2 separate regions of the Homo sapiens genome follow, and region 2 is linked to region 1. The links are chromatin loops, found by intact Hi-C in ENCODE. Cell type or tissue: heart right ventricle. All regions are shown on one strand. Links, peaks and the distances in the headings refer to the core of each region. The heading gives the core; the rest is flanking DNA.

Evidence for each region. Hi-C counts contacts between places; a loop is a spot of excess contacts. Peaks named below come from ENCODE experiments on the same cell type or tissue, not always from the same donor. Only the 100,000 strongest peaks of a DNase experiment are listed, where the experiment ranks them.
Region 2: a loop joins it to region 1, with 30 times the contacts of the local background. A loop is called at or near these places in 1 of 110 quality-filtered maps.

Annotation. Positions count from the first base shown.
Region 1 is chr11:16,371,031-16,375,437 of GRCh38, forward strand. It overlaps a transcript of SOX6 not described here. Among named protein-coding and RNA genes, the nearest start is that of SOX6, 17 kb to the left of the region's middle. In heart right ventricle, for the core only: no CTCF peak of the experiment used is centred there; no DNase peak of the experiment used is centred there.
Region 2 is chr11:16,295,169-16,299,575 of GRCh38, forward strand. The region is part of intron 3 of SOX6 (SRY-box transcription factor 6); the gene reads right to left. Among named protein-coding and RNA genes, the nearest start is that of SOX6, 59 kb to the right of the region's middle. RefSeq lists an enhancer at 1-848. In heart right ventricle, for the core only: no CTCF peak of the experiment used is centred there; no DNase peak of the experiment used is centred there; H3K27ac peaks cover 1,588 bases.

The DNA.
Region 1 (4,407 bases), core at 180-4,179:
ATGTTCCAATGGCTCCCCATCTCCCACAGAGTAAAAGCCAAATCCTCACAATGACCTACACATTCCTATTTAACCCGGCCCCTGTCATTTTTCTGACTTCATTTCCTATTATTTCCCCCCTTCACTCATTTGTCTCCAGCCACTCTGATCTCATCCCTCCCTGTACCTTGAACATACCAAGCACACTTCTACCTCAGAGTCTGCACTGGTCCCTCCCTCTGCCTGGAATGCTCTTCCCCCAGATATCTGCATGGTTCCCTTTCTCTTTTACCTCAAGTTTTTAGGCAAAAATTTTATTCTCAATGATACCCTCCCTGACTATCCTATTTAAAGTTGCACATATACCTCCACCCTGGGTGCTCCCTATCCCCCTTTTTTGTTTTATTTTCTCCATAGCATTTATCTTCTACCTTGCTTTATAATAACTTACTTTTTCTTTTTTTTAAAAAAAAATAAATTGCCTGTTTCCCTCTACTAGAACGTAAGCTCCTTGAGGGCAGAGATTTCTGTTTTGATCATTGATGTATCTCCAATCCCCAGCTGGTGCCTAGCAATAGTAAGTGCTCAGTAAACACTGTTGAATAAAATTCCAAACTCCAAAGCGCCAAAGAATAATGAATATGTGTACATAGACACATTATGTGATACATGTTGCATATGTATAAATACTATCTTGCCTTCATTCTAAAGTGTAAAATTGTATTACAAACTCTAATATTATAGTATTACTACACCAAAATTACTACGTGCCTTTGTTTTTACTGAGTCACTTGAGATCAGGTGTAGAATTTTCTACTTCTGGCATCATATCGGCACTCAAAACATTTTAGATTTTGGAGCATTTCAGATTTTGGATTTTCAGATTAGGGTTGCTCGACCTGTAATACATTTAAAGAACTTTAGCACAATGGCTGGGTCATAGATAATACTCAGTATATGTTAGCTAATATTATTATAAAAGGCACCTAATATTTGTTAAATGACAGGTAAAACCTCCCAAATTCAACATTTTATACTGCCTTAATTTGTTTACATTGTGAGTGTACTGAAAGCAAGAATCATATTTTATGCTTCTTTTGTATCTGGCATTGTATTGAACATATTAGTTCAATAAATAATTAGTTTATTGATTGATTAATGACATATATTGTTAAATCTCCTGAAAGTATAGACTGTGAAAGCCAGGTAACTCAAGATGACCAGAATAAATAAAACAGGACCTAAGAAAAGCAAGTTATTCAATTCTGCATCCTCATCACACTAACTAGGTATGATACTAAAGTATACCAAATACTTATTTTTAATATATAATAGACATATGTATATTTTCTAGTAGAAAAGGAATAATGATAAGTTAATGGCATAGGAATAAAAGACAAAAAGAAAGAAAAAGTAGAGACAGATGGCAGACTTTAAAATTGTAGAGCCAACTAATCAAGGTTGTTAGAAGTCACCAGGGAGAGTAAAGCACTAACAGAGACTTCAGTTGACGGCAAAGGGTGGGACTTTGTTGGAAAGGCCACTTCTCCAAAACACCATTCACAGATAAGCCCAGTTGAGTGACAGCTATAATAACTGACTCCAAAATATACAGTTAACGACTGGTCACAAGAAGCTAGAACACTGATTTTTCACAGGAGAGGAATTGCAGAATAATTTAAATAAAAGCAAAGTAATAAGAGAATAAAATCATCATTAACCACCCTTGAGATGTTGATGGAGAGAGCCAGTAGAGATTAGTCAATTTGATATCACCAGCTGGACACGTGGATGGAACAACTGGAACTGAAAGATCCTTAGAAAAAAAGTAAAATTAAGGTTCTGATATAAAAATGTTATTTCATTTATATGAATCCCTGCCCATCACTAGGAAGATTTCATTTTTTGTCCTTATGCCATAAAAGTTCACATTAGTTAGTGCGAACTATGTTCAGAACTTGCCATGCTCATACATATGATATAACCATTTTTTTCGCAAAGGTAATTTCATGGTATGTAGATATATTTAGGAAGAAAAAATAGTGAGAAGGAAAATTGGCATTGTACAGAATGTTATTCCTAATAGTGTGTTAGTATATGAATACATATACTTCTATAAGCAACAGTGCACAAAAATAAAATTTCATCGTAAAACTGTGGTTACGGCAAAACTATCTCAACTTTTTGTTTCTAACATATTTTCATCCTTCACAGGCAGAATGACAACCACAAAGGACAATTCACGATATGCAGTTCTATATGTCTACAAAATGTAAAGCAGTAAATTCTAGACACATGCCTAAAAGAGAGATGTGTCAGCAGTCAATCCAAGCAAACGGGTCCTTCTTCAGTTTCTGTCCCACTGTTTCAGATGCCCTGTCTTACCTCACTCTTCCTTTCACACTTTGTTTTGTTCCATTGGTCTAACTTCCTTCTTGGGGTTACTCTTTCACTACTAAATAAACTTAAACTCCTACAATATTAGATAGTTCTTATCATCTGTAACATCTTCCCTTACAGCTCTAGAAACAGTAAATCTTGCAAGTAAGTGATGCAGTATCACACTTGAGAATTTAATTTATAGGTTTCTATAATTTCCAGAGATACAATCATACCCAGGCATTGTCAATTTTTTATTGCAAAAGTTTGTAGGTTTTCTGGTTGATATGTGCTTAACTCTAATCCTTAAGAATAAAAGTAAACAACAAATACATTGAATAAACACATATGTGTATACATATTATATGTTCTGAACATTATTAGGTCATAACCATGCTGAAATGAAAAGAAAGGGGGAGGGAGGGAGGGAGAGAGGAAGGAAGGAAGGAAGGAAGGAAGGAAGGAAGGAAGGAAGGAAGGAAGGAAGGAAGGAAGGAAGGGAGGGAGGGAGGAAGGGAGGGAGAAGGGGAAGGGAGGGAGAAGGGGAAGGGAAGAAGGAAGGAAGCTAACTTATCTTTATTAATACAGAAATGTAGCCCTCAGTATAGCTAATAAATACTCAAGGCTGTACATCATTGACCCATCTTTAACTCAATACAGTTACTACAGCTTCCATGCAGATATTATCTCAAAATATTATGCTATATCATACTGACTTAAGTCATAAAGCCAAATCTTTCTTTCTCTGAACTCCCTTATGTGCCTCTTCATTATTCAGAACATCCTGGACTGCCTATGAACTGAACTGGGAATTACCTCTTATAAAACACTAAAACCCCATGGAAGTATACCCAAAAAATAAGGAAACCTGTAAAACCTATTCCAAATGTTTTCATTGTCAGGAACTCACATCTTTTTTAGCTCATTAGAATCTCTGGTAATTATAACATATAGTAACTTTTAGTTATATTATCACTAATTCACAGATCTGCAGTTTTCTTTCTAACCCTTCTGCATTCTTCAGATTCAGAGTTATTCAGATAAAATGATGGCAATGTATTTCAAAATAATTTTAAAAATTAACTTCTACATTTATGCAATTGGTATTTCAAATATCACACGTGGAATACATTTTTAAACAGAAAAAAATAATATTAATGTCATTATCCTTTTCTCCTATTTAGCACCCTAAGAGTGTTATTTAAGAAACACATGCCACAATATGATTCAAATACTTTAAATAATAAAAATGTTAAAAACATGTGGTGAGGTTTCTTTGTAATGAAAAAACAAACAAACACACTCACATGGCAAAAAGAATTATGTGCCTGTGATAAATTTATCCACTCTATTCTTAGGCAATGTTCTATACTCCATAAAATCCAAGAAACAATAAAATAAAATTGTGTTTGAAAGCCAGACAAATACTTAAATAGGAAAGAGCAGGTTGGTTTTTATTCCTTTCATATTCACATTCTCTCTTTCCCATCTCACTCTTCAAACTTCTCTCCACGATCATTTTTGTTATTATTGACATTTCTATATTTTCTATCACTGTTTTAAAAAAAGGAGACAACTACAGTCCAAATTCATAAAATGAAAGTCAAACTTGATGCAACACTATGCCTATTAGCAACTTTTAAGAATGGAACTTCAAAATGAAGCAACATCTAACAAAAAAAAATTACTGCTGCCATTAGGTGTTATATAAAAAAATAGGTATAAATTCCAACAACTCATGTGAAAAAAAGAAGCCTCAGAAGTTTACTATTATTAACTAACACTTCAAAGCTTTTTCAAACTTTCTAGCCCACACCAATTAATTTGCCACCCAACGCATTCATACAAAAGTTATACATATTATTAAACAGAATAATGACATCTTCTCATCACACCTAATCTCTCCAGTTGAAATCAGATTTTTTGCATCACTGAACCAGAGAGATTGTTACAACTGAAATGAAAGTGAGGCCTAGAGAGTTTAAACAATTTGTTCAAGTTCAAGTAATTAGTTACAAATTAGTAGCAGAGTTAAAATTAGAACCCAGT
Region 2 (4,407 bases), core at 210-4,209, 76 kb before region 1:
ATAAATAAATTCATCCTATGCTATTTTTTCAAATCAAGACTGAAAGTTCTACGAGACTTATTTAAATTAACTATACAAGGTATTTGATAAATTGTGCATTTTTAGAGCATAAACCATTTTCATTATTTTTGACAAATACCAGTACAAAGACTCTACTACAGCACTAGGGTTCAACAAATACTTTAGGAAGCTATGCCAAAATGATGTTGCAAAGTAAAACCTAATAGCAATCTGAGACAGTTTATAGCAGTTTGATGAAGAAAAGACACAATCACAAGAGAACATCAAAAGCAGATAGCCATCCGGAAATAAATACCACCCCCCCTCATCTTTCCTGTAGATATAGTAATGGAGGTATAATTCTTACCTGGACTACAAAAGAGAAATACAATTCTATTGACTAATGTCCCAAAACAGAACTCCCTTCACAAAACAAGTTTGCACACTTACTCTATTTCCTACCATCTAACCTTGCTGACCCCCTCCTCTTTAACTGGCATCCCTGAAGATAAAGTAAAACATGTCAACATCTGTTCCCATTCACACCGATTTTAATTTACCAAAAGAGCTTTGCTATTTTCAGAGCAGACTCCAGAGCACAATGACAGATTTAGGGCCTTTACTGGGGTTGCATTTCTAGTGTGTCAGCATTTCCTACTCACTAAGAGTAAATTCCAGGGGGTCACAACAAAGGAATAGCTGAAATTCAAACTTCATTATAGAGATTTTTCCCACCCTTACTTATTTCATCACAACTTAAACTACCAACAGGCTATCCTATTTAGTGAGGCATCACTGGTGCTGCACAGTAATTGGACTAAAATTATCTAGTCCTGGGGCAAAGATGAAGGTCCTTTAGGCCCTTCCTATGGAGTTATACATACATAATTACCTCTTCCAGAACTTTATATCTGATTGAAATTTAATCACCATAATATAACATTTTTATAACTCTTTAAATTTGTAAAATAGTATATGCTTTTTAAAACACTTCCACATCCTTAATGTCTGTTTCATAATTCAATTATAAGTACTGAGTTTTAAGCCACAATTATTCTTTCCAACCTAAGAATTCCATAGTTATGTCTTTTTTAATACCATGCTTTACTCAGATATTTTAAATGTGTATAAAGAAAGTCACTCTCACAACACCCCAGTTTCCCTAGATAATTCAGTTTTTAAGACACAATGTGAAGAGCAACTTGGTGAAACAATGCACAAGTTGTGTTGTAATCAAATAACAACTAAGACATGAGCAGCTGAGCAGAAGGAAGATGGGCAACGGAATGCTGTACAGCAATCAGCACTGTTGACTAATCAGAATTTGAGACACTAGAAGGTAATAAGGGTATTATAAAGAATGGCTTATTGAAGGAGCAGCTGTTTATGTGTAGCTCACTGTTTAAATGAGTTCCACTAGATTGCCATGGTATGTTTTGGTGAAAATGTTTAACTCCTTTTAAAATGATCATTAGAGAAGAAACGGCAAGTGGCAAGTTTGGAGATATCAAAACACCAACTAAGATTTAACAGCTTTAGAACAGTTATCTGGGTGGTTTGAAAATGGTAGGAAATGCCCATTTCAATGACCTTTTAAGTCAAAAGTACTTAGGTACTCATTCTTCTCTTAAAAACCTTAGAAGTTAGGTCTATTCCACTATCATTACTGGGTAATGTTATGGGCACAAAGATGAAGCAGAAATATAATAGTGGAATCTTCAGAGGATAAGAAAAAGAAAAGGCAGAGTAAAAACACCCATCAGGACAGCCACAAATTAAAGACTGTCTTCGAATTTAAAATGTGTCCATCTTCTCAATAAGAAGAAGGAATAAGATCCTGAATTATATTTCAAAATAAAAGTTTTACATATTTTTGTATTAAATATAATACAAAAGCCACTCTCCTACAATGACTTACAAGAAGTAAATAATTTTTAAAGCAGATGAGAGAGAATGCAAAATAACATTTAATTAACTAATGTTACTTTCATAAAGTAATAATCATCTTATTCAAAACTATTTGTCACACAGTTGTGATAGCTTTGTAATTGGACTGATTTACAGTTTTGTCTTCCTTACTTTCACCCAAGAAGCAAGTGTCTACTGTTTCTTCTGCCCCACAAAAAAAATTCCATAAATTACAACATAAATGCACCAAATAATACTTCACTGAATTTATCATAATATAGTATTATGAATATTTCATTTTGACAAGTGTTCGGTAATATTTTTAAGCAGTCAGCAAGTGGTCAAAACTCTGCTATCTTTTGTAACAGTTCACATGTCAAACTGGCAAAGTGCCCATATTGTAAGGCAGAAAAAAAATCTATTTAATGTCTGCCCCACAAGGCGACATGAGGTTTGATTGGCAGAAAGCAGAGAGTGGCTTTTGATCATGTGTCCTAACAAGCAGTTCCAGCTCCTGTCTTTTCAGCTGATGGGCTCCACATTACCCATTCAAACAGAAATGACAGACCACTGCACTACTCTCTGGCTCTAGTCACACGCAGTGGGAGCTATGCTGGAGACAGAGTCACTGATTAAATATATCACTTTTTCAAGACAAGCAGGTTGTCTGAATCAAAGTTGGACAGAATAGACTCAACATTATTAAAAGGGGATATAAAACTTGGATTGAGTGATGTTCAGCCAGTTTGCACAGCCTCAGGGATTCCCAGGCTGACAGGGGGAATAAGGAACAGCAGAACTCATAAAACAGGGTCAGAAATTAGCTGTGACACCTTGGCTATTTTCCCATCACTTTAGGACCACTGGGTTTCAAAATTCTGGAGTCTCTTTTTCACTTTTTTACTTTCTTTTTCTTTAAATGAATTCAGTAGAGGCAGAAAAACACATAAAAGCATGATTACTGCAGTTTGTCAATTATAGTCTTAAAGGGAATAAAATACTGGATGCAAACCCTTTGCGTCTTATTTTAAAACATACTAATATACGTTCTTCTGACTGGGACCCTCATTTTAAAATTTTATTCCATTTATTCGTTTGGCATTATAGTGTAACTTTAAAATCCAGGAATATTAGTCATAGAAATTATACAGTTAAAAATTGTTTAAGTGTCCTGACAACCAGAGGGCTAGCCAAGTTCTAGTTATCATATTTAACCATCCTATTTTCTTTGCTATAGAATGCATATTATTTAAACCTTTGGCTTAAAATATACTTAAAGACATAAATGTCTAAAATGTAAGGAATTTTTCAATACAAACTTGTCTAAATTTATGTGTTTTTTTTAGATTCTGAATATAGCCTCTCATAATCTAGAACATATTATCAGCTACCTATGTGATGCAAATAAATAAAATACAAAGTTGTTTCCTGTTTGGAAAAGTAAAAATAAGTACCCAAAGAAATAAAAAAGAAAGCAACTATCTGGTCATAGAAACTAAGGAAATTATCTGAAACAAATCATTTGAAGCCAAAAGATATAATTGAATAAATGGTCCATTCAGATGTTATTCTAAAACAGTCCTTCGAAGAGATTTTAACTTCTTCTTAACTCTTATATAAAGAATTAGTTTTACTTATTTTTTTTTAGTAACATACTCCAGCTATTCCTTGGAACACTTATGTTCTTATTATTCGTTTTGGCATCACTGTAAATATTTAGTAGCAGCCTGCTCATTAGATGTTTAAGATATGATTAAAAGATTAAATACTCCTACCAAGATGAAGATAGAGTTTTAATATAGAAGAATAAGGAATTAAGAGTAGTCATGAAATAAGATACTGAACTAATAGAGGATGAAGAGATACAAGAATTGCGTTTGCTGGAAGAAGATGGTAAAATTACAAAGAAATGGTGGGTATTAAACCTCTGAAAAGCAATATTTTCTTTTATTGTGTTACTTATTTAGTTAAATTACTTTAAATTTCAAAGTTAATTAACACTAGCTGGTATATATTGGTTAAAGAATGTATCATTTTTCAGAATAATCTTAATACAAATAGTATTTGATTTATGTTCCATATACCATAGAATATGTTATCACTGATAAACAGTTCCATATTAATCAAATATGCATTCTACTGCACGAAAATAAAGTTACATATTCTCTAGCTTCTGCACTTCGTGTCTTTAAAGATCTTTGAGGATTAAGAAAATGATGATAACAATGTATTTTATCCCAAGTGATCACAGGCACGACCAAGCAATTATTTAGAAAGCTGGTTGTTTTCAAAAATGTTAGAAAATTAGCTTGATGAGGCTAATTTGACTCCTTATATGAGCCCAGATTTTTTTTATAAAAAACGGGGGAGGGGTGGGAATCTTTATTGGGAATTGCTTCCCAAAATCTGAAATACAGTAAAGTGGCATTTCATGTTTTCCCTAAGAACTGGTTAATATTTAACATTCTTTTTTTTAAAATCACCACACGCCTTTTCATT